2 separate regions of the Homo sapiens genome follow, and region 1 is linked to region 2. A link is a loop called in an ENCODE intact Hi-C map of the cell type or tissue named here. Cell type or tissue: IMR-90. All regions are shown on one strand. Links, peaks and the distances in the headings refer to the core of each region. The heading gives the core; the rest is flanking DNA. Region 1 has its middle 15 kb from the start of OR6A2. Region 2 holds the start of ZNF214 (zinc finger protein 214).

Region 1 (16,928 bases), core at 3,612-11,611, 210 kb before region 2:
GAGCTTGTAAATATCTTTTACATGAAGTATCCTCAAGGAAGAGAAAGCACGGTGAAGGAGTTGTCCTCAAGAGTCACTATCGATATTGTCTAAGTGGTCTGAAAATTCTAACTTTGAAGTTTCTCTATGATCCAAACACAATCTAAGTGAAATGATTTCCAGTTAAGTCATCAGAAGTTTGCCTATTGGTATGTTTGTTCATTCATGTGTTATTTATTTGCTTTATATTCCTTTCAATTTCTACTTTAAAATGTTTTGTAACTTTACTAGTGGCTATGAATGTAATTAATTTTTGGAAATCAATTTTATATTAGGTATATTTTCAGTCTCTAGAGGAAAAATGCTATTTTTTAAATATAAGTTTATTTATCACAGTCAGTTGTTTTAAGCTGGTTATCTTTATCTCTATAAATTCTGTAAAATCTGATTGTAATTTCATACATTTCTCCTTAATAAAATCTTCTCTAATATTAACCTTTATTTCATTGAATAAAGTAAATCCCATTGAATCTAACTTTTTAGATTATTCTTTTTAATCAGTAAAAATACTATCTTTTTTTCTTTTTCAACTTTTATTTTAGATACAGGGGTTACATATGTGGGTTTGTTACATGGATATATTACAGCAGGTACTACGCATAGTAACCAATATGTAGTTTTCCAACCCACATTCACCTTCCTCCCTCCTCCCTCTAGTAACCCACAGGGTTTATTGTCCCCATGTTTATGTTCATGTGAGCTCAAGATTTAGCTCCCAATTTTAAGGGAGGTATTTGATTTTCTGTTTCTGCCTTAATTTGCTTAAGATTATGGCCTACAGTTCCATCCATGTTACTGCAAAGAGCATTATTTCTTTTTTCTGGCTGCATAGTATTTCATGGTGTATATGTACCACATTTGCTTTATCTAATCCACCAAATTGATGGACACCTAGGTTGATTTTATGTTTTTGCTATTATGAATAGAATGGCAATGAACATACATGTGCACATGTCTTTTTGGTATAATGATCTATTTTCCTTTTGGTATATACTCAGTAATAGAATTGTTGGGTTCAATAGTAGCTCTGTTATAAGTTCTTTAAGAAATCTCCATAATGTTTTGTACAGTTGTTAAACTAATTTACATTCTCACCAAGAGTGTGTAAGCATTCCCTTTTCTCTGCAGCCTTATCATCACCCCTTGATTTTTTTTTTTTTTTAACTTTTTAATAATGGCCATGCTGACTGGTGTGAAGTGGTATCTCATTGTTGTTTTGATTTGCATTTCTCTGATGATTAGTGATGAGCACTTTTCCATTATGTTTGTTGGCCTCTTGTATGTCTTATTTTGAGAAGTGTTTGTTCATACACTTTGCCCATTTTTTAATGAGGTTATTTGTCTTTTGCTTGTTGATTTAAGTTCCTTATATATTCTGGATATTAGACATTGACAGATGCATTGTTTGCAAATATTTTCTTTTATCCTGTAGGGTGTCTGTTTACTCTATTTATAGTTGCTTTTGCTGTGCATAAAGCTCCTTAGTTTAATTAGGTCCAATTTGTCCATTTTTGTTTTTGTTGCAGTTGATTTTGGGAACTTGGCCAAAAAATCTTTGTGAAGGCTGATGCCAAGAAGGGTATTTCCTAGGTTTGTTTTTAGGATTTTTATAGTTTGAGATGTTAAATTTAAATCTTTACCTTGATTTGATTTTTGTATATGGTAAGAGATAGGGGCCCAGCTTCATTGTTCTGCATATGACTATCCAATTTTCCCAGCACCATTCATTGAATATAGTGTCCTATCTCCAGTGTCTATTTTTGTCAAGTTTATTAAAGACCAGTTGGTTGTAGGTTATGTGGCTTTATTTCCGGGTTCTCTATTCTGTTCCACTGACCTATGTGTCTGCTTTTGTACCAGTACTATGCTGTTTTAATTACTATACTCTTGAAATATAGTGTGAGGTAAAGCGATGTGATGATGTCTTCAGCTTTGTTCTTTTTGCTTGGGTTTGCTTTAGCTAGTTGGACCCTTTTTTTAATTCCATATGAATTTTAGGATTTTTAAAATTCTGTGAAACATAATGTTAGTAACTTGATAGAAATCAAATTGAATCTGTATATTGCTTTGGGCAGTATGTTCATTTTTTAAATATTGATTCTTCTAATCCATGAGCTGGGATGTTTTTCCATTTGTTTGTGTCATTTATTATTTTTTTCATCAGTGTTTCATCATTCTACTTCTAGAGATCTTTCACTTTCTTGGTTCAATGTATTTCTAGGTATTGTGTGTGTGTGTGTGTGTTTGTGTGTGGGTGTGTGTGTGCATGTGTGTCTATCATAAATGAGACTGAGTTTTTGATTTGGTTCTCAGCTTGAACATTATATAAAAATGCTACTATTTTTTGTATGTTGATTTTGTGTGTCTAGAAACATTACTGAAGTCATTTATCAAGTCTAGTCTTTTGGAGGAGCCTTTAGGCTTTTCTAGGTATAAGATCATGTCATCAGCAAACAGATAATTTGATTTTTTCTTTTCCAATTTAGAGGTCTTTTTCTTTCTTTCTTTTGCCTAACTTCTCTGGCTAGGACTTTAAGTACTATTTTGAATAAGAGTGGTGAGAGTGGGCATCCTTGTCTTGTTCCAGTTCTTAGAGAGAATGCTTTCAACTTTTCCTCATTTAGTATGATGTTGGCTCTGAGTTTGTTATATATGGCATTTATTATTTTAAGGTATCTTCCTTCTATGCCTAGTTTCTCAAGAGTTTTTGTCTGTGGATTTTATTGAATGCTTTTTCTGCATCTATTGAGATGGTCATATGCTTTTTGTTTTTCATTCTGTTTATGTGGTGAATCACATTTATTGATTTGTGTATGTTGAACCATGCTTGCAACCCAGGAATAAAACCCACTTGATTATGATGCATTATCTTTTTGACATACTGTTGAATTCAGTTTGCTGGTATTTTGTTGTGGATTTTAGCACCTATGTTCATCATGGATATTGGCCTGTAGTTTTCTTTTTTTATTGCATGCTTGCATGATTTTGGTATCAGGGTGATACTGGTTTTGTAGAATGAGTTAGGGAGGAATTCCTCCTCATCTTTTTGGAATAGTTTTAATAACATTGGTACCAGCTCTTCTTTGTAACTCTGATAAAATTCAGTTGTTAATCCATCTGGTCCTGGGCTTTTTTTGAGAGATTTTAAATTACTGATTCAATTTCATTACTCATCATTGGACTTTCAGGATTTCTATTTCTTCCTGGTTAAATCTTGGGAGATTTTATGCTTTCAGGAATTTATCCATTCCTTCAAAGTTTTCTAGGTTGTGTCTATAAATATGCTCATAGTAGTCTCTGATAATCTTTTGTTTTTCCATGGTATCTGTTGTAATGTCACTTTATTATTTCTGATTGTGCTTATTTGAATCTTCTCTCTTTATTGATTACTCTAGATAGTGGTTTATCATTTTGTTTATCTTTTCAGAAATTCAACTTCTCATTCCATTGATTCTTCTTCTCATTATTTTTTTTTTAGTTGCAACCTCATTTAGTTTTGCTCTGGATCTTTGTTATTTCTTCTTCTGCTCGCTTTGGGTTTGGTTTGTTCTTGCTTTTATAGGTTTTTGAGGAGTGAAATTAGGTTGTTAATTTGAGATCTTTCTATCTTTTTGATGCAGGTATTTAATGCTATAAACTTTCCTCTTAACACCACTTTTGCTATATCCCAGAGGTTTTGGTATGTCATCACTTTATTTTAATTCATTTCAAAAAATTGTTTATTTCTGCCTTTGTTTTGTTGTTTACCCAAAGGCCATTCAAGAGCAAGTTGTTTGGTTTTCATATATTTGTGTCATTTTGAGAGTTCCTCTTGGTATCAATTTTTAATTTTATTCCACGGTGGTATGACAGGATAGTTGTGAATATTTTGAATTTATTCATTACGGCCAAGCATATGGCCTATTGTGGAGAATGTTCCATGTACAGATGAGAAAAATATATATCCTGCAGTTCTGGGGTTGAATGTTCTGTAAATGTGTTAAGTTTATTTGGTCTAGAGTGCAGTAAGTACACAGTTTCTTTGTTGATTTTCTACCTCAGTGATATGTCTAGGGCTGTTGGTGGGATGTTGAATTCCCTCACTGTTATTGTATTGCTACCAATTCCTTTTCATAGGTTTCATAGTATTTGTTTTATGAATCTAGGTGCTCTGGTGTTGTGTGCATATATATTTAGAATTGTGATATCTTCTTGTGGAATCAAACAATTTATCATTATATAATGACCTTGTTTGTCTTTCTTTCTTTTTTTTTTCTTTCTTTCTTTTTTTGAGACAGAGTCTCGCTCTGTCACCCAGGCTGGAGGGAGTGCAGTGGCGTGATCTGGGCTCACTGCAATCTCTGCCTCCTGGGCTCAAGCAATTCTCTGCCTCAGCCTCCCGAGTAGCTTGGATTACAGGCACCTGCCACCACGCCCAGCTAATTTTTGTATTTTTAGTAGAGACGGGGTTTTACCATCTTGGCCAGGCTGGTCTTGAACTCCTGACCTTGTGATCCACCTGCCTCGGCCTCCCAAAGTGCTGGGATTATAGGTGTGAGCCACTGTGCCCAGCCATTTGTCTTTTTTTTTTTAACTGTTGTTTCTTCAAGGTATGTTTTATCTGATGTAAGTACAGCTACTCATGCTTGTTTTTGTTTTCTTTTTTCATAGTAGAATTTCAAAGTAGAATTTCCAAGTGCATATTTAGAGTGCTTTGAAGTCTATGGAAGAAAACGAAATATCTTCATATAAAAACTAGACAGAATCATTCTCAGAAACCACTTTGTGATGTGTGCGTTCAACTCACAGAGTTTAACCTTTCCTTAGATACAGCAGTTTTGAAGGACTCTTTTTGTACAGCTCTTTACTTTGAACATATGGGTATTTTTATCTGTTAGTTGGGTCTTTTGTAGGCAGCAGATAGTTGGGACTTGTTTTTGTATCCAGTTTGCCAGTCTATATATTTTAAGTGGAGCATTTAGGCCATTTACATTTAAGGTTAATATTGATATGTGAGGTTTTGTTCTTGTCATAATGATGTTACCTAGTTTCTTTGTAGTCTCAATTGTGTAATTGCATTATAGGATCTGTGAGCTTTATACTGATGAGTGTTTTTATGATGGCAAGTATTGTCCTTTTGTTTCCATGTGAGAACTCTTTTGAGCATTTCTCATATGGCCAGTGTAACGGTGATAAATTTCCTTAGGGTTTGATGGTCTATAACTTTATTTCTCCTTCATTTATAAAGCTTACTTTAAGCTTTATTGAAAAACTCTTAAAGAATTTTTTTTCCTTAAGAAAGATAATAGGTCCTCAACCTCTTCAGGCTTGTAAGGTTTCTGCTGAGAAATCTTCTGTTAGTCTGACGGAATTTCCTTTTTAAGTGATTACACACTTCTCTCTAGATTATATATATATATATATATATATATATATATATATATATATATTTTTTTTTTTTTTTTTTTTTTTTTTAATGAGACGGAGTCTCGCTCTGTCATCCAGGCTGGAGTGCAGTGGCGCGATTTCGGCTCACTGCAAGCTCCGCCTCCCGGATTCACGCCATTCTCCTGCCTCAGCCTCCCCAGTAGCTGGGACTACAGGCGCCCGCCATCACGCCTGGCTAATTTTTTTTTGTATTTTTAGTAGAGATGGGGTTTCACCGTGTTAGCCAGGATGGTCTCGATCTCCTGACCTCGTGATCCGCCGCCTCGGCCTCCCAAAATGCTGGGATTACAGTTATGAGCCATCGCGCCCGGCCTCTCTAGCTATCTTTAGAATTTTTTCCTTCATGTTGACTTTGGACAGTCTGATGACAATATACTTTGATAAGATTTATCTTGCAAAGAATCTTCCAGATGTTCTTTGAACCTGTTGTATCTGGATGTCTAATTTCTATCTAGACCAAAAATATTTTCCTGAATGATTTTATCAAATACATTTTCCAAGGTTTTTACTTTTTATTATTATCCCTGAGTAATGGCTATTGCTCATAGATTTCGTTGCTTTATATAATTTCATATTTCCTGGCTGCATTTTTAAAAAATTCTCCTTTGTTTTCTTTTTTATATATAACTGGGTCAATTCAAAGGACCAGTCCTCAAGCTCTGAAATTCCTTCTTCTACTTTGTTTAGTATGTTGTTAAATAGTTCATCTATATTTTATAATTCCTTCAATGAACATTTCATTTCCAGAAGTTCTGTTTGGTTTTCTTTTAAATACTTACCTCTTTAGTAAATTATTCTTCCATACTCTGAATTGTTTTTCTGATTTCCTTGTGTTGCTTTCTGACTTTCTCATAGATCTCATTAAGCTTCCTAAAATCCATGTTTTGAATCCTTTTTTTAGTCCTTTCAAAATTTTCATTTTGTTTAGGATGCATTGCTAGAGAGCTAGTGTAATGCTTTGGGGGTGTCAAAAAACTCTTTTTGTCCTGCCAGAGTTCTTACACTGATTCCTTCTCATCTAGAGAAGTTATGACCTCTGATTTTTGAACTTTATTCCATTTGAATGGTGCTTTTAACTTTTTTATTCTTTTCTCCCTTGAGGGTATGACTGTAACATATATTCTGTATGATACTTTGGCTTTGTTTCTCAGTGCTTTCAGGGGGCCAAGGCTATGTATGAACTCCTTAGTTATAGATAGCTTTTGTGCAGTGGCTTTCTCAAATGTTGATTGTTTTAGTGATATATTGGGTATATGAGCTGACTCATTATCTTCTGTGGTGCTGGGAGTGGGGAGGTCTCAGGGAGCTTTTCCCATACCCTAGAACTATGCCCTTCTGTCAGCAGGTTTATTTGGTGGTGCAGTTCAGTCTATAGTCCAGTAGATGGCGATAAGGAGTAAGAGCGGGCTCATCTCTGATGACAAATGGAAGCACCTGCTTTGACAGAGGCGGTGGAAGGAGCTCATGGTGGGATGGGCTGATGTCTTCAACGTGAGGGGTGCCACGGTGGGACCTCACCACCTCCTTATCCTGGGCAGCCAGGAACACAACCTACATGTCTATTACATCCCTGTCACCAGGCTTGCTACTTTCAGTTCAGATAGACACTGACCCTTTTCTCCAGGTCTCAATGAAACTAGGGCCCGTGGAAAATGCCCATCTGCAGGTACCACTGAGATAGCCTTGAGGCTGAACCTCTTTTTCTGGTTTAAGACAGGTAACTCTGTGGCTGGTCTGCATTCCATTGCAGGAACACAGCAGCTCTGTGTAGGGAGGGGGAGATGTGCTCCACCTTTATGCAATTCCAGGAGGCAGGTACACTTTCAGTGGGGGTGTAACCACCTGGAATCATGCTGGAAAGCCTCACTCTAAGTGCACTTATGCCAATTCACAGTGGGAAAAACCTTGGCTCTGTCCACAACAGTAGACTGGGGGAGTGGGAGAAGATTCCCCTCATCCATTTCCAGCCACTGGTGTTGCCTGTCTGCTTGGGCAGAACAACACTTTTCCCCTTCAGAGACAACCACTGCACCCATCACTCTTCTGGGAGGGGCACAGTCACCCACTGGACACAAGTAGGGGGCTCTCAGGCAGGAGAGAGCTTTCTATTTGGTTTCCTTTGTTCTAAAGGGTGTTTTGGTGGGCTGCACTGTGCCTTCTCCCAGCAGCAGCCCATGCTGTGAACTGGATATCCAAGGATCTTGCAACTCCCAAGGATCCCACTGTTCCCCTGTGTTCGCTGCACTTAGAGCAGCATCTGGAAAATGTTTGTTGGGGATCTAGTGGTATGAAGAAACAAAGACTGAAATTCTCTGGGCAGGATAGTAGCCCACAATCAGTGTACAACCAACACGGTGCCTACCATTTCAACTTGGGTTCAAGGGGAGTGTGTGTGAACCTGCACAAACTGGCTACTAAGTGCTGGACCCCCAGGGAGTTTCCAAATTCCTCCTGACCGCAGTGCCTGGGCTTACAAGAGCAGAGAGGCTCTTCAACAATTTGGTCCTCAGCAGCCTGTCACAAGGGTAAGGAGAACAAAGAAACTCCCACCTACACTTTCTGTGGGATTGCAAGTTCCTCAGGAGTCAATCTCTGCCAGAGTCTTGCTGCCTTCCTTTTCTGCACCTGAGCTTCTTCCTGTGGCTTCTCTGACTGGTTTTGCATTCTTCCTCAGCATTCCACTCCAGCCATGATCACTCATCTGTAACTTTGTCTCTTCTTTCTGTAGAGAACTCACATCTGACATCCCTAGTTAGCCATCCACAGTGGATGCCTTTTGTTGGAACACAGATAATTCATAGTCTGTGCCCATTCAAAAAGTTCACCTAGCGTACCTCTTTCCCAGACTTCTTTATCACCAACATTCAAATCCTGTTCTTTCCAAGTCCCTTATCATCCAGCCAAACCACTGCCAACTGCTGATGAATTTGTGTAGGTCCACACTTTTGACCAAAATAACAAACTTCTGAGGCATGAAACAACATGGGTGAAACCTAAAAGCATTATGCTAAGTGAAAGAAGCCAGACACGATAGATTACCTAATGTGTGATTCCATTTACATGCAATTCAAGGAAAGGTAAAATTATAGTGATAGAAAGCAAGTTATTGTTTGCCAGTGTCCAGGGGGCACAGCTAGAGGACTCATTGCAAAAGGGATGAGAGAAATTTTGGGGGTGATAAAAACGTTTTGATTTTGGTCAGGCACGGGGGCTCATGCCTGTAATCCCAGCACTTTGGGAGGCTGAGGTGGGTGGATCACAAGGTCAGGAGTTCGAGACCAGCCTGGCCAACATGGTGAAACCCCATCTCTACTAAAAAAATACAAAAATTAGCCGGGCATTGTAGTGTGTGCCTGTAATCCCAGCTACTCGGGAGGCTGAGTGGGGAGAATTGCCTGAATCTGGGAGGCGGAGGTTGCAGTGAGCCGAGCCACTCGACTCAAGCCTGGGCGACAGAGTAAGACCCTGTCTCAAAAAAAAAGGTTTCGATTTTAAATTATTATTATTATTTGAGATGGACTCTCACTCTGTCACCCAGGCTGGAGTGCAATGGCACGATCTTGGCTCACTGCAACCTCCGCCTCCCAGGTTCAAGTGATTCTCCTGCCTCAGCCTCCTGAGTAGCTGGGATTACAGGGGTGCGCCACCACACCTGGCTAATTTTTTTTTGTATTTTTAGTAGAGGTGGGGTTTCACCATGTTGGTCAGGCTGGTCTCAGACTCCTGACCTCATGATCCACCTGCCTTGGCCTCCCAAAGTGCTGGGATTACAGGCATGAGCCACCGTGCCTGGCTGGTTTTAAATTATTTTTAAAACTAAAATAAAAATTGTATATATTTATGGTATACAACATGATGTCTTGACATATGTATACATTATGAAATGATTAAACCAGACTAATTAACATATCCATCACTTTATATACTTATTATTTTCTTGTGATGAGAACATTTAAAATTTACTTTCAGCAATGTTTAAGTATACAATACATTAATTATATGGTTTGGAAACTTGTCCCCCATAAATTTTATCCCAATATGAAATGTGATCGTCAATGTTGGAGGTGGGGCCTAGTGGGAGGTGTTTAGGTCACTGCTCATAGATGGCATGGTGTCCCTGTGGTAATGAGTAAGTTCTCACTCTGAATTCATGTGAGATCTGGTTCCTCAAAATAGTGCGGCACCTCCCTCCCACCCCACCTCCTGCTCCTACTCTCACTATGTGGTACATTGGCTACCCCTTTTCCTTCGGCCATGACTGTAAGCTTGCTGAGGACCTCGGCAGAAACAGATGCTGGCACTATGTTTCCTGTACAGCCTACAGAACTATAAGCCAAAATAAACATCTTTTCTTTATAAACCACCCAGCCTCAGGTATTTCTTTATAGCAACACTACACAAGGATGGACTAATGCAATTAATATTAGCCATAGTCACTACGGTATACACAATATATCTCCAGACCTTATTTTTGCTGCCTAACTGAAACATTAAGATTTTATATTATGAGTAGGAAGGTCGTTAGATACTGTATATTTTAAATTAGTAAATTTTATTGCATGCAAATATTTCTAAAAAAGCAATTAAAAAGAGAAAGCACACTTAGCTCAATTTTCTATGGTGTGAATTGTGTCCTTCACTTATGATACTTTTCTACCTAATGTAGAATGGTTTACTGACTCAGTAATGGTTTGCTAACTCACAAATACCTGTATGAGTCTACTTTTGTATTTAGCATGTAATACAAGAATGCGGGCTGGGCGCGGTGGCTCACGCCTGTAATCCCAGCACTTTGGGAGGCCGAGGCGGGTGGATCACGAGGTCAGGAGATCGAGACCATCCTGGCTAACATGGTGAAACCCCGTCTCTACTAAAAAATACAAAAAATTAGCCAGGCATGGTGGCGGGCGCCTGTAGTCCCAGCTACTTGGGAGGCTGAGGCAGGAGAATGGCGTGAACCCGGGAGGCGGAGCTTGCAGTGAGCCGAAATCGCACCACTGCACTCCAGCCTGGGTGACAGTGTCAGACTCCGTCTCAAAAAAAAAAAAAAAAAAAAATGCATGCAGAAATGTAAGAATCTGAGATCTTGACAAACTTCACTGTCAATATGTTTGCTCTCCTGAACCATTTATTGCCTAAGTTAAGATTTATGTATGATTGTAAATTAATTTCTTTTCCTCATCTCCAATTATAAACAATCACCTGTTTATTACATCTCCTTGGCAAAATAATACATAATATTGAGTCATAATGATGTCCAGTATTCCAACTGCTTTAAATGAATTGACTCATTTATTCCTCAAGATTATCCTATAGATAGATTATATTACTATCTCCATTTTTCAATGAGGATACTAAGGTACAGTGAGGATAAATAATTTGCCTCAAGGCACACATCTAGAAGACAGCAGAGCTGGAACTTAATCCATGCAGTCTAGCTTCAGGTTCTACAGCCTAGTCTTCTGATGTAATGCACCTCTCATATCTTCACTTCTCTTCACAATTGCAATATTACTCACGTAGTTTAGCCTCCATCTTTGATCTTGCCTGTGTATAACTCAAGATACACACTGCTGCAAAAGTGATTTCTTAGTGATATAAGCAAAAAAAAAAAACCTTCAAAAATCTTCTCCTCTCTAAAAGCAATAAAAATAGTGCAAAAAATTGTCAAAACAACATTTTCAGAACTATACAAATGAACTAAAGGCTTACAACTATGCAAGGAGCATTTATTCAATAAAATAAACTGAAAAAAACAGTAAGCTTTGCATCATTTCAAACTGGTCTATTCCCCTCCCTCTCTCTCCAGTTCTACAGTAGCCTTGAAAACCAACAACCCTGCAGCATGGTAAAACCAGCAACCTCTTGATTTCAAATTTTAAAGCCCTCCATCAAAATGGGTCAGCAGAACAAGCCTTAAGCAGAGATGACATCTCAGAGATAAATCACTGCTGCTCTGGACCACGTCTACTCCTATGTACCTGCAGGACAGCAGAGACTTGAGCTGCAAAGGTGGCTGCTAGCCAAGATGAGTTTATGTGGAAATTGAATCAGTAATAAAAAAATCTTTCATCAAAAAAATTTTAGGACCTGATGGCATTACTGCTGAATTCCACCAAATGTTTACAAAAAGCACTTACACCAATCCTTCTCCAACTCTTTAAAAAGAATCAAATAGGAGGAAGGATTTCCCAAACTCTTTATATAAGGCCAGCATTACTCTAACACCAAAGCTATAAAAGGACACTACAACAAGAGAAAATTCCAGGCCACTATCCTTGATAAACATACATGCAAACTTCCTCAGCAAAATACTAGCAAACTCAATTAAACAATGCCTTAATAGGATCATCCACCATGATGGAGTGAGATTTATCTTTGAGATGTAAGAATAATTTAACATACATAGATCAATAAATGTGACATACTACATTAACAGAATGAAGAATAAAAATATGATCATCAGATGCAGAAAAAGCATTTGACAATATTCAACACCCTTTCATAATAAAAATTCTCATCAAATTAGGTATAGAAGGAACATAGCTCAATACAATAAAGGCCCTACTGATGGCAGCAGCGGCCTGTCTGAAGCAGCTGCTGCAAAGATGCCAGAAGCAGCAGGGGAGGCATGGCAGAAGGCTGCAGGCTCTAAGGAGCCAGCAGGAGCCAGGAACAGGCAGGAGCCCCACCCACTTCCAAGCTGACCAGGTGGAAGCCCTACCCTCCCAGTCACAGTTGCAGCCACCTAACTGCAGCTGCAGACCTGGGCATCCCTGCACTCTTGGGGGCCCAGGAAGCCCCCTGCCCTGCAGGCTTGGAAGTGCATGCTCCTGCTGCCTGGCCTCTCCCTGCTCACAGGCAGAGCAAAGCTGTGGCTGAGCCTGGGTGCTGTTGCAACCTGGCCAGTTGTTCACACAATTGGGGCAGTGCTGACATGCCAGCCTCCTGTCACCTCGGCCTCCTCTGAACTTTGGGCACCAATGAGCATGGGAGGGGGACTGAGGTAGGCCTGAGGGCAGCTTGGCGCAGGCCTGCAGGCCCCTTTGGCACAAACAGCCTGGGTGCCATGGACATTATTGATGGCAACAGGAGGCAGACAGGCTCCTGGGTGGAAAGGGGCACATTCCTGGTGAAGCCCCACCTTCAAGCCAGTGACAGCCTGAAGCATGGGGGCTGGGCTGTCAGTTTCAGGTGGAGTCCACAGACCACAGTGAGAACTTGTGGTACTTTTTCTGGGCCCACTCATGGCCACGGACTTATCAGCATGCACTTCCTCCCTCTGAGGCCATAAAATCCCCAGACTCAACCAGACTCATTGGGACAATCTGTCTGCGGATAGGAGCTACTCACTCTGGGTCTCCTCTCTGCTAAGGGCTGCATAGACATCAGTATGACCTGCCTGTAGATAGGGGCTACCCACTCCAGGTCTCCTCTGCTGACGACTACACACACATTGGAATGACCTGTCTGTGGATAGGAGCTACCCACTCTGGGTCTCCTGAGAGGTGTTCTGTTGCTCAATAAAGCTCCTCTCTACCTTGCTCACCCTCAAATTGTCCACATACTTCATTCTTCCTGGACTCAGGACAAGAACTTGGGACCCCCCAAATGGCGGGACTAAAAGAGCTGTAACACAAACGGTGCTGCTGAAACATGCCCCACCCAAGCTCACCACATTGCAGGCAATGAGGAGAAAAGAGCTGCAGCCCTTCAGGGAACCTGGATTTAGGGGCTCCAGAGTCAGGGCTGTGACGCTCTCTTTGGGGCTCTGCAGCTCCTGGCATCTCCAAGCTTCTGGGTGCCACTGTGTACCCCTTGTCTGGATGCAGGTGCCTGCAGCAGAAGCTGTATGCAGTACATCTGGTCCAGACACAGCCTCACATGGAGTCGGCACCTGTGCTAGTGCCTGGAGCTGCCTGCCCTGCCACAGCAATCAGCGTGCCTGGCTGTGCACAGTGGCTGGACCCCATGCTCACTCACCCACACACCCCTCGCCACTCTGCACCTGGCTTGCCCTTGACAGGTGTGGCATCCAGCCTGGTAGCATGAGCTGAGCACAGCCAGCCAGGCGAGTGGGCAGAATGAGCCCAGCAGACATGAGCAATACTCATGCGGAAGGTGCTGCCAGTCACAGAGGTTTCTGGCTGGCAAAACAACATCCCAAGGATCCTGTGACAATACATATACAACAAACCCACAAATAACATTATACTAAATAATGAAACATTGTAAGCCTTTCCTCTAAGATGTGGAACAAGATAAGAATGCCCTCTCTTACCCTTACTATTCAACATAGTATTGGAAGCCCTTGGTAGGGCAATGAGGCAAGTGAAAAAAGGGCATCCAAATAAGAAAAGAGTAAGTGAAATTGATACTGTTTGCTAATGACATGATCTTATATATAGAAAGCCCTAAATTACTCACCAAAAAAACCTGTTAGAACGAATAAATACAGTAAAGTAACAGGATACAAAATTAACATGAGAAAAAAAATTAATAGCATTTCTATACTCTAACAATGAACTATCCAAAAAAGAAATCAAGAACCAATAGCTACATGAAAATATAAACTACTTAGGAATAAATTTTACCAAGGAGGTTACTATGGTTTGGTAGCTTGTCCCCCAAACCTTATGGTGAAATTTAATCCCAATGTTGTAGGTGAGGCCTAATAAAAGATGTTTGGCTCATGATGGTGGATTCCTCATTATTAATTAATGTTTTGCCTCAGAGGTGAGTGAGTTCTCACTCTTTTAGCTGATTATTAAGAAGAGCCTGATGTCTCCCACTTCTCTCTTGTTTCCTCTCATGTCATCTTATTTCTGCACATGCGGGCTCCCCTTTGCTTCCACCATGAGTAAAAGCAGCAATCCCAGTCAAAATTCCAATGTCACTTTTCAGAGAAAAAAAATCCTAAAATTTATATAGAACCACATAAAATCTCAAATAGTCAAAGCAATCATGAGCAAAATAAAAAGCTAGAGGCATTCCACTGATTTCAAACTACACTACAAAGCTAAGTAGTTAAAACAGCATGGCACTGGCATAAAAATAGACACATTGATTAACAGAACAGATTGAGAGCCCGGAAATGAACCCATGCAGGTAGAGTCAATTGATTCTTGACAAAGGTAGCAAGAATACACAATGGGAAAAGGATAATCTCCTCAGTAAATGATGTTGGGATAAATAATCTGCATGCAGAAGAGTGAAATTGGATATTTATCTCACACCATATACAAAAATCAACTCAAAATGAATGAGACTTAAATGTAATACCAGAAATTGGAGAAGAAAACATAGGGGGAAAGCTATACAACATTGGTCTGGACAATGGTATTTTAGATTTGACCTCAAAAATAGCACAGGCAACAAAAGTAAAAATAGATAAGTGGGATAACATCAAACTAAAAAGCTCCCACAGAGCAAAGAAAACAATTAACAGTGTGAAAAGACAACATATGATTAGGAGAAAATGTTTGTAAGTTACACATCTGATTGGGGCTAATATCTAAAATAAGAAGGATCTCAAATTTTAAAATGAGTGAAGTGCCTGAACAGACAGTTCTCATAAGCAGGCAAAGGAATGGCTGGTATACATATGAAAAATGTACAACATTGCTAATAGTGAGAGAGATGTACATTAAAACCATAATGAAATATCATCTCACACCCATAAGAATGTTTAGTATATAAAAAAACAAAAGATAACAAGTGTTGGTGAAAATGTGGGAGAAAAGGGAATTCTTGCATACTGTTGCTGGGAATGTAAATTAGTACAGCCATTATGAAAAATTTTATGGAGGTTTCTCAAAAAACTAAGAATAGACTTACCGTATGATCTACTTCTGGGTATTTAGCCAATAGATTTGAAATCAGTTTGTTAAGAGATGACTGCACTCCCATGTTAATGGCAGCCCTTTTCACAGTAGCCAAGTTATGAAATCAACTGAAGTGTCTATCAACAGATGCATGGATAAAGAAAATTTTGTATACACTCGTGTGCTGTGTAACAATATTTCAGTTAATGTGGAACGTGTATATAACAGTGGTCCTATAAGATTATAATGTTGAATTTTTACTGCACCTTTTCTGTATTTAGATATGGTTAGATAAATAAATATTTACCATTGTGTTATAATTGCCTACACTATTCAGTACAATAGCATGCTGGTACAGGTTTGTAGCCTAGGAGCAATACCATAGCCCTGTAGTAGGCTATACCATCTAGGTTTATGTAAATATACTCTATGATGTTCACACAACAACAAAATTGCCTAACAATGCATTTCTTAGAATGTATCCTAAGACACATTGTTAGACAATGTGTGATTGTATATACAAAATGAAATACTACTCAGCCTTTAAAAAGAAAGAAATTCTGTCATTTGTGACATATAGATGGAATTAGAGAACATTATGTTAAATGAAATAATCCATGTACAGAAAGGCAAATACTACAGGTTCTCACTTATATGTGGAATCTAAAACAATCAAATTCCTAGAAGCAGTGAGTAGAATGGTGGTTACAGAGGCTGGGGAGGGGAGAATGAGGAGATGATGATCAAAGCATACAAGGTCTCAAGAGAAAAAAGAGGTTATTTTTGAGATCTATTGCACAGTGTGGTGAATACAGTTAAAATGGTATATTGTACATTTCACAGTTGCTAAGAGAGTACATTTCAAATGTTCTAATCACAAAAAATGATAAGTATTTGAGGTGATGGATATGCTAATTCACTCGATTTAATTATTCTATATTGTAATAAATTATAACATCAGTTTGTACCCCAGGAATATATACAACTATGAAAGGTCATTTTACACCAACATTTTAAAAATTAAAAGGAAATATTTCAAATAAATATCCTAAGATTCCATCTTCAGAAATTAGAAATAGAACAGCAAACTGAACACAGAGTGAGCAGAAGGAATAAACTAATAAACATTTTTATATAATGATTTTTAAAATCACAGCAAAAATTAATTAAATATAGAATAGAAAATAATAGAGAAAATGTAATCAAAAGTTGGTTCTTGGAAAACACTCACAAAATTGACCAACTATTAGCTACAATGATCAAGCCAAAAAGAAAAAAAGATTCAAATTACTAAAATCAGAAATGAAAGGGGCGGGGGACATTATAACCAACTTTACCAAAATGAAACGGATTATAAGGGATGCTATGGACAACTGCATGTCAACAAACTAGAGAACCTAGATAAAATGCAAATTTCCTAAAAGACACAAAACCAAACTGACTAAAAAGAAATAAAATCTCAATAGACCTGTAACAACTAAAGTGGTAGAATTAATAATAAAAAATCCTCCCACAAACAAAAGCCCAGGGCTAGATGGCTTCACTAGTGAATTCTAACATACTTTTAAGATGAATTAACACCAATTTTTTATAAACTGTTCCAAAAAATTAAAGAGAGAACACTTCCCAATTCACTCT
Region 2 (16,928 bases), core at 5,908-13,907:
TATGCTTTACCTGGTTGACAAAATAATTTGAATGTCAAACACTCATGACTCACAATTTATATAACAAAGCTGTATATATAACCCTAATCCTAAAATAAAAGTTAAGAAAATGGCTAGAAATAAATCATTCAGCTCAGGAGTATAAAAAAGAGAAACCATCCCCCATTAAAAAAAAAAAAAAAGAGCAAACTTCAAAAAAGAAGAATAAAGTGGAAGTCAAAGATATAAGAAACAAATAAATGATTGAGAAAATGCATAAAGCCAAAAGATGTTCTTAAAAATTTAATGTCAGACCAATGAAAATCAGATTTTTAATAACACGGTTATGAAAAAATACAGAGCAAAATAAGGAAATAACTTTTGACATAAGATTTTTCAATGATGCAAGGGTGTTGTGAACTATATATATAAGGATATTTATGAGCTATAGGCAAATACACCTAAATATGTACCTAAATAAATGGATCAATTCCCAGTGAAGTATAAAAAAAATAAAATGGCAAAATAGATGAAAGACTAATAAAAAATCATATAGACTAGTAAGTACTAAATTAAAATGGTAGCCATGCTCTTCCTCCCTCTCCCTAATCCCAAGGCTCTAAGAGTTTTATAGCTGAGTTCTAGCAAACATGTAATTAACTTAATTACTATTACAATACATAGTTTTCAAAAGTAGAGAGTGAAAATTGCCAACTTATTTTATGTAGCTAGTATAATCTTGGATTCCAAGACCAGATAAGAATGATACAAATAAAATTAAATTACAGGCACATTTGTAAATTTTGTAAATATACAAAAATCCTAAATAAAATATTAGCTAATTAAATTCAGTAATATATCAAATATATGCATCATGATCAGACAGTTTATTATAGGAATGCAAGGATCGTTCAACATGAGAAAAATCTATTAACACAATTCACTATATTAATAGACTATAGAATAAATCCATGATAATCTCAACTGATGCAGAAAAATCAAGTGCTATAAAGTTCAGGAAGTTCAACACCGATGTATTCTCTTAAAAACACTTGTAGCAAACTAGAGGAAAAAAATAAACTCCCTAAAGTGGCAAAGGTTAAATATCAAGAACTTTAAGCTTAATGGAGAAACTTCACATATATTCCCTTTACAATGGTAACAAGAATGACCACCGTCACTGCTGCTTTCAACACAGCACTAGAGATTCTGGCAAATACTATAAGAAAAAGAACTAAGAGCTACAAGAATTAGAAGCAAAAATATAAAATGTCATTATTTGCATAGTTATGGCCATCTACCTAGAAAAAGAGTATACAATAAACTATAAATTAAGAGAGTTCAGCAAAACTATCAGATACAATAAATAGTTTAATGACTCAGCAATCAACTACTAGAAAGTAAGATACCATTCACACCAGAAAAAAAACCCTATCTTAACCAAGAATACAAATAATTATTTGAAGAAAACTTTCACATTCCAATAAAGAAGAAAGATTATCTAAATAAAAGGAGAAGCATGCTTCCACGCTCTTGGATGCAGTAACTTAAATTCAATACATTCCAGTCAAATATTCAGATGGCTATTCTGAGGAACGCAATAGACTTCTGTTCCTTAAAATTGACAAGGAAGGAAATAAGTTGGTAAAGACAAGTAAACCAAACAGGAAGACTACCAGATACTGACATATCACCAAAACTACAGTAGTAAAATCAGAAGAGACAAATAGACCAGTAGAACAGAGCAGAGGGCTCAGAGACTAACCAATGTGCTTCTTTATCTACAAAAACATATTAACAATAGAGGTGGCATTAAAAATCAAAGACAGAGGTAAGGATTATTTACCAGATAGCATTATGAAAACTGATTAACTATATGAGATAAAATAAAACTGGATTCCAACTTAATACCATATACAATGGTTAAGTATATAGATCAAGTAAGTACTTAAATGTTAAGGGGAAAACTATAAAATTAATGAAAAAAGATGGAATTAATGAAAAAAAAGATGGAATTTGAAAACATTTACCACTGTTAAATGAATCCAAGAGCCAGTCCTTTGAGAGGAAAAATATTAATAACAAAGTAGATAAATCACAAGCTAGTTAATCAAAGGGGGGAAAAGGAGCACAAATAGAAAAAAATAAAAATAAGATTAGGGAAATAGCAACTACAACCTTTAAAAATAACTGGAACAAAAGTTTTCTCAAATTCTTTCAAATTTTCAAAGAACAGATTATTTGATGCTATGAAATTATCCCAAGGCATCAAAAACTGTTCAAGGCATCAGAAACGAAAAACTCTTCAAGACGTCAGAAATAAAGTGAAACATAAGGCCAGTAAAATCCAGCAGCACTTGAATTCATAATCTACTACCATATCACTAATTACTTCAACATTTAGTAGCTTAAAACAACAATAATTATTTACTATTTCTTATTTTTTTTTCTGGGTCACAAATTCAGGAGTGGCTTAGCTAGGCAGCTCTGGTTTGGATCTCACAAGATAAGTTGTTGGTTACATCTGCAGTCATCAAAAGGCTTGACTGAGAAGAAGGATTCAATTCCAGGGTGGCTAACTCCCATGGCTGGCAGGCTGGTCTAAATGTTGATGAGAGATCTGTTTTTTCTCCACGTGGTCCTTTCAAGTGGCGGGGGCTATCTGTCAGCATGGTGCAAGTTGCCCAAAAGAAAGTCAAGCAAAAGCTGCATTGTTTTTATGACTTAGCCTTGGAGGTCACATCCTATCACTTCTACTGTACTCCACTGATGAGGCAATCACAAGCCATGGCTGTATTTGAGAGGGGTGGGACACAGACCCCACCTTTCAGTGGAAACAATGTCAGTCACATCATAAGAAGAGCATGAAAACAGCATAAATTGTAAGTGTTGGGAAAAAGCTGAGTGTTGTGAAGGAAACTGAGGCAGGGTTTGCATAATGTCCTTTGGAATGTGTCTAGACTTGCTGGCTCCTTGCTTCTAGCCCTCCTAGGCTCCTATTCCCACTATCTAAAGTAGCAGAACATGTTCCATATAAATGCTAAACTATCGCAGCTGTAAATCATGTGCTTAATGCAACGTGTCCTTTTGACCTCCACATTCTCACCACCTGTTTCTCTGTTGGATTACCAATAAATAGCGTGGGCTCCCAGAGCTTGGGGCCTTCGCAGCCTCCGTACAATAGCGATGGCCCCCTGGTGTTCCCACCTCCTTTTCTCTCTCACTGTCTTTTTCTCAATCCTTTGACTCCGCCGGACTTTGTCACCCCCACGACCTGGTGTTGGGTCTGATCACCCCAACAATAAGTAAGGCCATCTTTGGAAAATTCAATCTGTTATAATACCAAAGCATATTATATCATGGTAAAGTGGTAGTTTATTCCAGAAAGAAAAGGAAGGTTCAAATTAGGAAAGCTATTAACTTTAAGCTTTTATAATAACATCAAATAAGAAAAGCCATATGATTATTGTAATGGATGCCAAAAAGTATACTTATTAAAATTCAACATGCATCCTTCATTTAAAACTACAGACAAAGCATGCAAAACAAAACAAAGCAGAAGACATACAAACATATCTTAAACCCAAAGATAAAGCATTAAAGTCATTCTCATTAAAACTGGAAACTTGACAAGGATACTGCAAGTCCACAACTTTTAAACTACTGTGAAACTACAGCATAATGCAATTAGACAAAATTATCTGTAGAGGATATGACTGCATATCTGAGAGATCCAAGAAAATCAGCTGAAAACTACTGGCAATGATAAGGGAATTCATGATCCCAGAAATTCTGTTACTAGAATTATAAACTAGACATTACACATGTATACCAAAAGATCTGTACAAGAACAGTTAGAGCATAATAAATGCTGTAACAGCAAAAAACTAAAGCAATCCAAAAAGTCCAACAACAAAACAGATAAGTTGTTCATACTATGAAATAGTACACAGCTGTGAAAATGAACAGCTACATGAATCAACATCGATGCACTGTAAAATTTAGCATTATGCAAAAGAAGCCATTCATGGAAGAATATATAGTGATTCAATTTTACAATGTTCAAAAATATGCAAAACTAAACAATTGTGTTTAGAAATGTACCTGTAGTTAAAAGCGCAGGAAAAAACAATTAAGGAATAACAACATTTAAGATAGTGGCTGCCCCTTTAGGAGAGGGGTGGGAAAGAAATTCTGGAGTCATCAGAGGGCTTTTACAAGTATATGCTGATTTAGGCTGGGCATGGTGGCTCACACCTATAATCCCAGCACTTTGGGAGGCTGAGGCAGGCAGGTCACTTGAGGCCAGGAGTTCGAGACCAGCCTGGCCAACATGGCGAAACCCTGTCTCTAACAAAAAAAAAAAAAAACAAAAAAAAAACACTACCCAGGAGGTGGAGGTTGCAGTGTGCTGAGATCACGCTACTGGACTCCAGGCTGGGAGAGAAAGCAGTCTGTCTTAAAAAGAAAAAACAGTGTATGCCGAGTTCAATGGTGAGTGTCCGTGTTATTATATTTTAAATTGTACGTATGTTTTCATATATTCTTTTGCTTATAGGAAATACATCATAATAAAGTTCAAATTACATAAAATCTAAGAGTATACAAAAAGAGTTCAGACATATAAATAATAATTAGAATTTTTTTTTTTTTTTTTTTTGAGACAGAGTCTCGCTCTGTTGCCCACGCTGGAGTGCGGTGGCATGATCTCGGCTCACTGCAAGCTCTGCCTAAATGAAATTTATAATAGCAATAAGAATATAAATTCCTAAAAATAAATTTACCAAAAATACCAGAACCTATATAAAGATAGTTTTAGAATTTTGAGTGCTAAAAATAGGGTTGGGGTCGGGTGCGGTGGCTCATGCCTGTAATCCCATCACTTTGGGAGGCCAAGGTGGGCGGATCACTTCAGGTCAGGAGTTCGAGACTAGCCTGGCCAACATGGTGAAACCTTGTCTCTATTAAAGATACAAAAATTAGCCAGATGTGGGGCTCACCCGTGTAATCCCAGCTACTTGGGAGGCTGAGGCATGAGAATCACTTTAACCTGGGAGACAGAGGTTGCAGTGAGCCAAGAGTGTGCCACTGAACTCCAGCCTGGGCAACAGAGCAAGATGACTCTGTCTCAAAACAACAACAAAAACAACAACAACAACAAATAGGCTTGAAAAAACAAGATGACTCTGCTCAGTCTTAGGAGAAATAAATATAATTTTGTTCTAACTAAACTTATCTCTATTTTCAAGCAGATTTAATCAAGATATTAATCTTGATTTTGATGTGGGGTTGGAGGAGCTGTAACAAACTGATTTTCAAATGCTTTTGAAAGAAAACCATTTTGAAAGTGGAATAATGAGGAGAGGCTAATTCAATGGCATATTAAAACTTTAATAAGGACTCTGCAATTCATAACATGGCTTGACATACAAGTAGAGAAGATCAATGGAAACGGGTACAAATCCAGAAATGGACACAAGTACAACAGTGCATTTTACACATGACAAAGGTTACATCAAATTTGTGGGGGAAAGACGGCTTATTCAATCAATGATGTTGGGACAAATGATGACATCTGGCAAAAAAAAAAAATTAAGCTTGATACTCTGTCTCAATTCTTACGTCTTAGTGACTAAAAAGAATTATATCAGATATGCATTATAGTTCAAATAATAGCTAACAATGCAATCAATTGTTAGTTCTTCATGTCCAGCACTGTTCTAAGTTATTTTTACATGTATGATCTTGTTTAACATTCTTAACAGCCCTACACAGCAGCTGTTATTTCTCCACTATAAAGATGAAAGCCTAGCTAAGTGATTCAATCTAGTTCACAGTATTAAGAAGTGACAGACATGCAATAAGCTTAGGTAGTGGATGTAGAGCCTGTACTATGACCAATGTGCTATATTGATTAAACATAATGAAAGGTTAGTATATACTTATTATCTAAAACTTATTATATATATGTTCCTTTTACATCTTTTTGACCAAAATGGAAATCATCAGAATATTATTCTGTGGAAAAAGCCATCCTCTCTCATTTTTATCTTCACTGAGTGAAAAAGAAATGCTACATTCTTCTTCATTGCGTATTAAATGCACTACATATAAAGGGACAACAATAAAAACATTCTGATACCAGTGTAAGAATTGAGAAGAGGCTCCACAAAACAAGACAGCCTCAAAAGTAATCTTTGTATACATATGTGTATGTGTAATTTGTATATGAAAAGGTAGCACCACAGTCAGTAGAGAAGATAAATGTTAGTAGAAAAATTAAATAACCTAAGTAGGAAGTAAAAAGAATGTTTAAATTCTGTCATTTCTCACATCAAAATAAATTCTTGATAGATTTAAAAATTAAATGTTTAAAATAACACAATTAAGAAACAGGAAAATGAAAGCAATTACATATTAAATTTGGAAGTGAAGAAGAGATTTCAAAGCACAGAACTATATAAGTAAAAGAAATGAGATTTCATTTTATGCAAATTTAAAACTTATATAAACAAGTCCTTAAAGTAAAAGGCAAATGATAAACTAGGAGAAATATTTACAGCATATGACAAATGATTTATATGTTTTCCACACAAGAATATCTAATATCAAGTGGAAACAAAAAATTCAGTAGGAAAACAGTGATGTATATCAAAAGGCAATTCATCAAAGAAGGAATATAAAGAGTCAACGAATATATGTGAAAAAGTCAACCCTACTAAGGATTAAAAAGGATGCAAATCAAGGCAAAATTTAAAACTTAATACTCAGTGCTGGCAAAGGCTCAGTAAGATAGAATCATTCATCAAATGGTTGTAGGAGTTCAAGTTCACATAACATTTCTAAAAGAGAACTTCAGTTTTTCAAAAGCCTAAAACATGCTTATATCCTTTGATTCTGTTTTCCTATTTCTCAGAGTATATCTTGAGAAAATAAAAAGACATATACTTAACAAATTATGTATAAGAATATTTATTATAAGATATTTATAACAACAACATATTGGGAAATACTTAAATTTTCCCCAGTAAAAAGCAAACTTAATGGGAGTCCAAGGTGGGCAGATTGCCTGAGCTCAGGAGTTCAAGACCAGCCTGGGCAACACGGTGAAACCCCATCTCTACTAAAAATACAAAAAAATTAGCTGGGCATGGTGGCGTGCACCTGTAGTCCCAGCTATTCGGGAGGCTGAGGCACGAGAATTGCTTGAACCAGGGAGGCTGAGGTTGCAGTGAGCCGAGATTATGCCACTGCACTCCAGTCTGGGCGACAGAGCGAGACTCCGTCTCAAAAAAAAAAAAAGCAAACTTAAATAAAGCATACTATATACCTAGAATGGAACACTATACAGTCATTAAAACTCATGCTACCAAAACATGCTTGGAAAAATGCTCATTATATGTTAAGTGAAAAACGTATACAAATAACAGCTATTCATACATTGAATAAATATTTACTGAGTGCTTAGTATACGCACAGTACACTTCTATATACTGGGAACATTTCCTTCCCTCATGGAGACTATTTGTCATGAGTCAAATTTTTTAATTTAATGTTTTATATATACTAATCTTTTTATATACGTGTGTGCATATACCTAAGTTTATATTTGTACATGTGTATGAACATGTATACATACATATCAGTATTTGTACAGACTAGTGAGTACATATATACAATAAGTATTAAATAAAAGACTACAAGTAAATACACCCAAAGGTCAACAATGGCTGTCAATATGGTTCATGTGAAGAGATGCACAAGAATAAATAACAAATTTAAACATTAATTGCCTTCCACAATGTGGCTTTATACATTCATGTTTCACTTCCCTGTCACTAGCCTGGTTTCCTTATTTGTTCCCTCAAATTGTACCTGAGAGTAAATGATGGCTTTCCTATTTAGAATATCTTCCTACTCATAATTGTTCAAATCTGAGTTTCTGTTGCTGTGTTTTAAGTGCCACTCATTCTGGCACTGTTTAATGTCGATAACTTCAGAAATTATTATTAATCTCATATAGTTTATTACCCCCAATGTTAAGACTTTTTTTTTTTTTTTTTTTTTTTTGAGAGGGAGTCTTCCTCTGTTGCCCAGGTTGGAGTGCAGTGGTGCCATCCTGGCTCACTGCAACTTCAGCCTCCCGGGTTCAAGCAATTCTCCTGCTTCAGCCTCCTGAGTAGCTGGGATTACAGGTGCCTGCCACAATGCCTGGCTAATTTTTGTATTTATAGTAAAGACGAGGTTTCACCATGTGGGCCAGGCTGGTCTCAAACTCCTGACCTCAAGTGATCCGCCCACCTTGGCCTCTCAAAGTGCTGGGATTACAGGCGTGAGCCACCGCGCCTGGCGATGACATTCTTATAATTCTTTATCTCAGAACACCAAGAACAGCATGAATTATACACTAGACTTGAGTGACTGAATGAATGAATGAGTAAATGTTGGGAAAAGACACTGGGTTGGGGCAGGGTCAAGTCTGCACGCTCGAAAATTTCACAGGCAAGCGAGGAACGTTTTCTGTCCAGTCATCCATCCATCCTCATTGCCACCTCCACCACCCATGGAGAATGCAGGGACATTTTGTAAATGAGAAAAGACAATCATCCTCACTTGGGATCAGACTATGAGGGAAACAGTGTACATTCCTTCCTCCTTTGTGTTCCTCTTCTGGGGAAGGGTAGAGTGCTGAGACGGCTGAGCTGAGGAGGAAGGCAGACTGAAAACCTGGGTATGGCTTTAAATTCCCAAATTCATTAAATTTCCCATATACTAACTGGGTATGACGCACACATCTCCTAGCAAGAGGTCCAAAAGAAGCCTATGAATGCTCTTGTTTCCTTTCAACGACCAGAAAGGAGAGCTATGAACACTGGCACCTTGAAATTTATTTCCAACCCTCTAGAAACTTCAAAAGATACAACTCACTTATTTATTGAGATTATTATTACTACTAACAATAATAGGAAAGCACCAGCACACTTAAATAGTATCTATTCTCAAGGTATTTTTCTTATTTTGTTCAGTTTAAGTAGAAAATCATTCCATTGTCCTCCCCTACTTGCTAAACAGGAATACTGGATTTACTATCAGAAAAGTACCTGGAGTCTTAGAGAAGTATCCCAGAACTGGAGCTCCCAGGTCCTGATCAAAGTCTCAACTGTGCCATCAAGCACTTGTAGAACTTTAAAGAGGACCAAACTTATAGATCTCCAAGATCTCAGTTTCCTTACCTGTAAAATGGGGGCATGAGCCTTTGCCACCCCAGTCCTTCCTTGCTGATCAAAGGTAGGTTCCTGGGCAAAGTAATAAGCAATTAGTTAACCCTCTTTCTCTAGGGAAAAAACGTTTCATGCGTGCCCCAAGAGCAGGACAGGTTTGGGCTCCCCCAACGCGTCACGGGCTGCCCAAGTGTAAGCACCAGAGAACCAGACACACGAACGGTTCTCTAGGAGCGGGATCTCCCGGTCTCCGCCACAGACCCGGGGGTCCCCTGCTCCTGCACTGAAGACGCGCGCGGCCTCCGTTGCTTATCCAGATCCCCGGCCAGAACTCTGCCCCGGCACCGAACACCGGGCACCCATACCCCGGGGCCCAAGCTGCTTCTGCCCTCCTCTACTTGCCTTTATTAAGTCTTAACGTGGGAGAGAAGCCGTGATGTACCCATCTACACGGGTGTCTCTGGGGTTTCTAAACCGGAGTAGCTTCTCAGTCCCTGACCCTCGATTTTCTGCCCCTCTTCCTTCAAGCACAGCTCGTCTTGCCCTGTCCGCTTCTGGCTCAGTCCTCCTGAGAGTTCATGTCACTTAACGGAGCCTGTGAGAGTGGACCGGGATGGCCAAAACACTCAGTCCACACAAACAATGGCCGCAGCCCGGCTGGACCGAAACGGAAGTCCCAGGTCTTGGAGTAGACACTCGCAGTGTTTCCATGGATACGGGAGGGGCGGGGCGGGAAGAGAGAGCGCGGGAAAACGTGACTCCTGATTGGCCAGAAGTATCCCGCGCCTCCCGACCTTTGGCCGCTGGCATTCCTGCGCGGGCGGGAGCTGCGGGCGCTCGGGGGATAAGGCGAGGACGCACCAGCATTAATGGAATAGGAGAACTCCCGAAGCTTTTAGGGCCCTGGGAAAGGGGGCGTGGCTGGAAACGGAGCTACTGGCTTCGGAGAATTCTGTGACCCTCACCACCGCGACGACCCCGAGGAAACGCTGTCAGGTCGCCTTTGGTTGGCAAGGCGTGGTTGTCCTCGCTGTCCCGCGCCTTGGCGGAATGGGCACCTCACTAGCCCTGGCACTAGCTAGCATCGCTCTAAACTCAAGGTTAGAGGTTTTCAAATTCCGTCCTATTGTTGCCAGACACCCTCTTCGTTCCTGGTCCAGTGAGGCTTTCCTCCCTCCCGCCTTCTTGCCAAATCCCAGGCTCCTCTGGAGACTCCAGGCAGAGAAGGGAAACGCACAGTGGAGCTGAAATGAAGCCATGAGAAGGAGCCCCTCCTCAGTGTCCTGGGACCACAGAGAGTTGCAAGAGCCTGTTCTATTATTTAGCTGAGTGTGTTATATTAGGAAAATACTTTCGCATCTTTGGGCCCTGTCCTTCAAACTTGGGCTGGATCAGTAATATTCAAACATTTTATTAGGCAAGGAACTTTTGGTAGGATAGTCATTACAAGCAAGGGACTCCTTGGATTCAAATCTGACAACACCACTTACGAGATCTTGGCTGGATTACCTAACCTTTAAGCATCAGCTTAATAGGCGTAATATTGATAGCCAATAATAATAGTAACTATGTAACAGACTTGTTAGATTGAAATGAGTTAGTGTAGTTAAAATGCTTAAACCAGCCCCTTGCACATAGGAAGTAGTCTTGTGAACTATATATTTACAGTTTGGTGTTTAGCAGGGGTGGGTGGCCCAGCGCCTATCTGCTTGAGTTCACCACACAATAAGCTCTTGCATTTTTTATGACTCTGGAGACCACATTTTGAAAATTACTGGGCGTGGGCCTTCCCTGGTTTGAACATTCAGAGAGCATAGCATAGCATTTTAAAAATGTGGGCTTTGTTGTCTGACGGAACTGACATTAAGAGCTGTCAATCATTGTTATCCACTAGGTGGTGGTAAGCAAGTTGTTTAACCGCTCACCCTTAAGTATTTTCACCTGTAAATTGCAATGTATTTATTTATTTATTTTTTATTATACTGTAAGTTTTAGGGTACATGTGCACAACGTCCAGGTCAGGTTTGTTACCTATGTATACATGTGCCATGTTGGTGTGCTGCACCCATTAAATCTGTCTCTGCATTCAGTAATTCAACTATCAATTGCGGCTATTTAAATACATTAAAAAGCAATGTATTTAAATAGCCGCAATTGATAGTTGAATTACTGAATGCAGAGACATTGACCGGTAAGAACGAACACTGGAAGTGGGCTGTTCTGCCACACTGCTTCCAACCTGAGAATATTACCTGAACCTCATTGAACTAACCAAAATTAAAAGAAAAAAAAAAAGCTAAGAGGATCCAGTTTTCAGAGAAACAAAATGTGTATCTGAAGGAATATACCTGCTAAAGGGCAGAGGCCAATATGAATAACAAAGAGCACCAAGTATAGCATACGCAAGACTTTTAGGAATGAATTCTACCCAGTTACAGTTTGGGGTTTAGCAGGGGTGCCCGGCCTAGAGCCTATCTGCCTCCGTCCACCACACAGTGAGCATCTGCATTTTTTATGACTCTGGAAGCTACATTTTGAAAATTATTGGTCATGGACCCTCCCTGGCTTGAATGTGCAGAGACCCAAAGCACCAGCTTTGATGGGGGTCCTGGGAGCAGTCACCAGATGCCTAGAGATGTACCCAGGGTAGGAGTGAAGAAACTGCCTTGCATGGGAAGAGAGGGATAGCCCAAGTTCCTAGTCCAAGATGTTGCAGATTCTTCATAGCAAATAATTGAAGAATCTAAGAATATGACTGTGGCTTGAAGGCATAGAATTTTCCATAATTTTGGTTAATGTCACATAACTAAGAACAAAAATTGGAGTCAAGTCTGACAAGACAGCAAGGGATTTAGGGGCCAAGATCCTGATGAAAAGGGAATCTTTAAGCAGCCAACCTAAAACTTGGTGGTTTTCTCTTCAAACATTAGCAGAATTCTTAAGATGAACAGGGAAAGAAGATAAGAAGAAAGCTGTTGAAGTGCACAGAAAATTTTCAGAAGTCTCATCACAGATCGGAGGAGATAAAGATTATAGTTCAAAACCCATCAAGGAATAGATACCCAACTAGAATTCCTGGAGAGCAAAAGAATAAGAACAGAAGCAAACTGGCAATAAATAGAGATATAGCTGCAATTCAACTTTGAGTCAGCTCCATACCTGACTGGATTGTTATTATCTGCCCCCTCTCTATCTGCCTATGAGAGGAACTCTCTCAGGAGGAATATTATCATTCAGAACTTCTACAGTGTTTCGTATACAATGTCTGATAATTCACCCAAAAATTATAAGGACAGAAAGAAAGACAATAGAAACAAATTCATGGATGACTAAATTATTGAGCCAACAAATATATATTTTAAACATAATGGTGATTAATATGTTCAGTAATGGTGAAGAGTTGACAAGATCAGGAATTTTAATTGAAAATCAAATTAAAATTTTATGAATAAAAATAAAATTGAGAATGTAATAGGTGTGTATGACAGCAGATCAGATCCACCAGAGAAGAGGAAAGAATACGAATACCTGAATGAGAAGATAACCATTTTATATACACATATAAAATTTTAAATATGTTTAAATTTTAATTTTATATATATAAAATCTTAAAATAGGTATTTTAAGATTGATAAAGTATATATTTTATAAAATAAAATTTTAAATATATAATTTTAATTATATTACATATATAAATATATATATCATGTTTAGCTTGGAAATTTTTTATATAAAAACATTTTTATATAAAAACATTTGTACTATAAAATTTTTATTTTATATATGTATAAATCTATTTTTACACAAAAATATATAAGTATAAATATATAAAAATTTATGTATTAATATATAAAATATATTTATATTTATATTAATATATTTTATTTATATTTATATATAAAAATCTCCAAGCTAAAGTGCAGAGAAGAAAGCACAGAAAAGAACATAAGAAATTATATTAGGCCATCTTGCATTGTATAAATAAATAACTTGAGACTGGATAATTTATAAAGAAAACAGGTTTAATCTCACAGTTCTGCAAGCTTTACAGGAAGTACGGTGCTTGCATCTGCTTGGCTTTTGGGGAGGCTTCAAGAAGCTTACAATCATGATGGAAGGTGAAGGGGCTATGGGCATGTCTCACATGGTGGGAGAAGCAGCGAGAGAGGGAGAGTAGGGAGGGAGGTTCCTCACACTTAACCAGATATCATGAGAACTTACTATCACAAGGACATTACCAAGCCATGAGGGACACACCCCCATTACCCAAATACCACCCACCAGGCCCCACCTCCACTGTTAGAGATTACATTTCAACAGGAGATTTCAGTGGGGACAAATATCCAAACTATATCAGAAACATATGAAACACAATGAAACAATGATCTAACATACAAAATTAGAGTCTCAGAAAAGATAAAATGAGCAAAGATCAATATGTGAAGAAATAATAATTTAGAATTTTCCAAGCCTGATGAAAAATACTAATCCACAGTGTATAATTTCATTGTAACTCTCAAATGGTATATTGAAATCCTACAAATATTTCCAGGGATGCTTGGAGCCATGGTTTTGATCCTTGGCCAAACCAGAATAGAATATGCTACATAGGAATTAATGCAGTTTTGTGCTAACGTAGTTTTCCAAAAAATACCAAGAGGGAAATCTGTAACAGCTTGCCAATATTGCTTATAGAAAATTTATTGATTCATGGTTTGCATCTGGTTTCTGTTATGCTATCTTGGTTTCTGCTATTGAACCTGGTCCCATATCCTGGTTTCAGCTACATGACAGGAGTAGTATAAAAGACCCCTACTTGAATGAGCTGTGCCTTCCCTGAAATCAAAATATCTTAGTAGTTCACTTGCTGGCCATAAAGCACAACCTTGTGACTGAGAGAGGTCTCTGGAATCTGTGTGGGTATTGTGGACCTCCTTTCTTACCCCTGCTGCTTTGTGTCCATATCTGTCACAAATCTTTCATGAGTGTGTGTGTGTGCATGCATACAAGTCTATGTTATGCTGTATTTTTATAAATATCTCTAATAAGCTTAGAACATTTGTACATTTTAATGGAAAAAATATGTGAGTAAAATGTGAAAAAAGTATGTATTTCTAATTAAGCATGTTAGCAATTGAATTGGAGGAGAAAAAATGGTCACTTTTTGTATCAAAAGGTATCCTATATGATTTGGTTAAAGAAATACCTGAAAGCATAGAAGAGGAAAAAGATAGAGATGGAAATCATGAAAAAAAGATGATAGGCTTAAATAGTAGATCTATAAGACTTAATATGTAGACACAAAAGTTCTAGAAAAAAAGAAAGAGGAGTTTATAAAAGTGAAGAAACAAATGACTAACAGAATAATAGAAAATGTCTTTGTGTTGAAAATTTTTGAGAAGGCATGAATGTAGACCAAATAACTCATGACATTTCAGTCTGGATTAGTGAATAAAGACACACTAGACATAAAAAGGTATAATTTCTATACTGTGAGGGTAAAGAGAAAAGCTTTTAGGTAAAAAGGGTAAGTTATCTAAAAATAAAAATGACATTGGACTTCTCTTTTGTAATGTTGGAAGCTAAAAAATTGTTCAATAGCAGTATAGACTAGTAGGATAAAGGGGCTTCAATACATCAGCCAAAATATCATCTCTCCCTAATGTAGTGAAATAAATGTTTAAGGATTTTCAAGAATTCAGAGCCTGTATCACTCAGATGTCCCCTGAGTTCACAATTCAAGAAAGTACTCCAAACAAATAACAAACCAAAAACAGAAATACCCCACAAAAAATTATGGACAAGGAAACAGAGAAAGCCAAGATATAAAATAAATAATAAACCAAAAGTTACATGTATAAAGGATGCAATAAATTATTAGTCATTATGCTAAATGTGAATGGACTGAATTTTTCAATAGAAAGAAACTCTCAGAGTCACTCAAGTAACAAAATCCAACCCTATGCTGTTTTCTAGAAACATCTGTGAGGTGAGTAAAAAAAGATACGAGGCAAATGAGCAAAAATGTCAAATAATTGAAGGTTAATTTAAGAACTAAAGAAAGAGATTGGCCTTATATTTTGATAACAGGTACAATTTATGAAGAAGTATAATGCCATCAAACCTGCTAAATACATGGAGCTAAATACATGCATAAATTTGAGTACTTGATTAAAAAAATACAGTTCTATGGGAAAATTCAATATTTGTGTTTCAGAATTAGAACTACAATACAATAAAATAAAGCCACGCACAGATTGAATAGTATAATAATCTGAATTTCAAAGGTATATATAGAAACCTTATAACCCTAGAATTGATAGTATATTTTGTGTACATAGAACATTTACAAAACTGATTATGAGTTTTGCCATCTTCATCCTCAACTGATGAATGTGTTTTTAATTGCTCTGCATAGGCATGGGCAAGGACTTCATGTCTAAAACACCAAAAGCAATGGCAACAAAAGCCAAAATTGACAAATGGGATCTAATTAAACTGAAGAGCTTCTGCACAGCAAAAGAAACTACCATCAGAGTGAACAGGCAACCTACAGAATGGGAGAAAATTTTCGCAACCTACTCATCTGACAAAGGGCTAATATCCGGAATCTACAATGAACTCAAACAAATTTACAAGAAAAAAACAAGTAACCCCATCAAAAAGTGGGCAAAGGATATGAACAGACACTCCTCAAAAGAAGACATTTATGCAGCCAAAAGACACATGAGAAAATGCTCATCATCACTGGCCATCAGAGAAATGCAAATCAAAACCACAGTGAGATACCATCTCACACCAGTTAGAATGGCAATCATTAAAAAGTCAGGAAAAAACAGGTGCTGGAGAGGATGTGGAGAAATAGGAACACTTTTACACTGTTGGTGGGACTGAAAACTAGTTCAACCATTGTGGAAGTCAGTGTGGCGATTCCTCAGGGATCTAGAACTAGAAATACCATTTGACCCAGCCATCCCATTACTGGGTATATACCCAAAGGATTATAAATCATGCTGCTATAAAGACACATGCACACGTATGTTTATTGCAGCACTATTCACAATAGCAAAGACTTGGAACCAACCCAAATGTCCAACAATGATAGACTGGATTAAGAAAATGTGGCACATATACACCATGGGGGGTAGGGGGAGGGGGGAGGGATAGCTTTAGGAGATATACCTAATGCTAAATGGTGAGTTAATGGGTGCAGCACACCAGCATGGCACATGTATACGTATGTAACTAACCTGCACATTATGCACATATACCCTAAAACTTAAAGTATAATAATAATAATAAAAAAGAAAAGAAGCAAAGAGAACTTCCATACCCTTGCCCATCCACACAATGCATTCACACACCTACCTGCATCAGTGCCCCTTTTTAGCTAGAAGCCTGTTCATGTAGTCACTAGTTTCCATCCATTCTTGCTCACATGCCACATGCACCTAACTCCAGTAATTCCCCTCCCTTTCAATGTCAATTTTTCCCTCTATACTATATCCTTCCCATCATCAAGTATGCTGTCATTTCTCTAAAACAAAACAATAAAATTTTCTGGGGCCCTGTTTTAGTTAGTGTAGGCTCTTATAACAAAATACCATAAACTAGATGGTTGACAATGACAGAAACTCACAGTTCTGGGGGTTGGAAGTCCAAGATCAAGGCACCAGCAGATTCAGTTTAGTGAGGGCCACTTCCTGGTTGATTTATGGCTGTCTTCTT

Evidence for each region. A loop is a pair of places that touch in the nucleus more often than their neighbours do. Peaks named below come from ENCODE experiments on the same cell type or tissue, not always from the same donor. Only the 100,000 strongest peaks of a DNase experiment are listed, where the experiment ranks them.
Region 1: a loop joins it to region 2, with 4 times the contacts of the local background. A loop is called at or near these places in 2 of 110 quality-filtered maps.

The regions. Positions count from the first base shown.
Region 1 is chr11:6,805,738-6,822,665 of GRCh38, forward strand. No RefSeq gene overlaps it. Among named protein-coding and RNA genes, the nearest start is that of OR6A2, 15 kb to the left of the region's middle. In IMR-90, for the core only: a CTCF peak has its summit at 6,849 (motif pointing right); no DNase peak of the experiment used is centred there.
Region 2 is chr11:7,010,471-7,027,398 of GRCh38, forward strand. ZNF214 (zinc finger protein 214) reads right to left here and starts at 9,876. Exons shown (of 3, transcript NM_013249.4): 1 at 9,603-9,876. It overlaps NLRP14 (NLR family pyrin domain containing 14), which reads left to right and starts at 10,009. Exons shown (of 12, transcript NM_176822.4): 1 at 10,009-10,300. In IMR-90, for the core only: no CTCF peak of the experiment used is centred there; a DNase peak (open chromatin) is centred at 9,931; H3K4me3 peaks cover 1,463 bases; H3K27ac peaks cover 990 bases.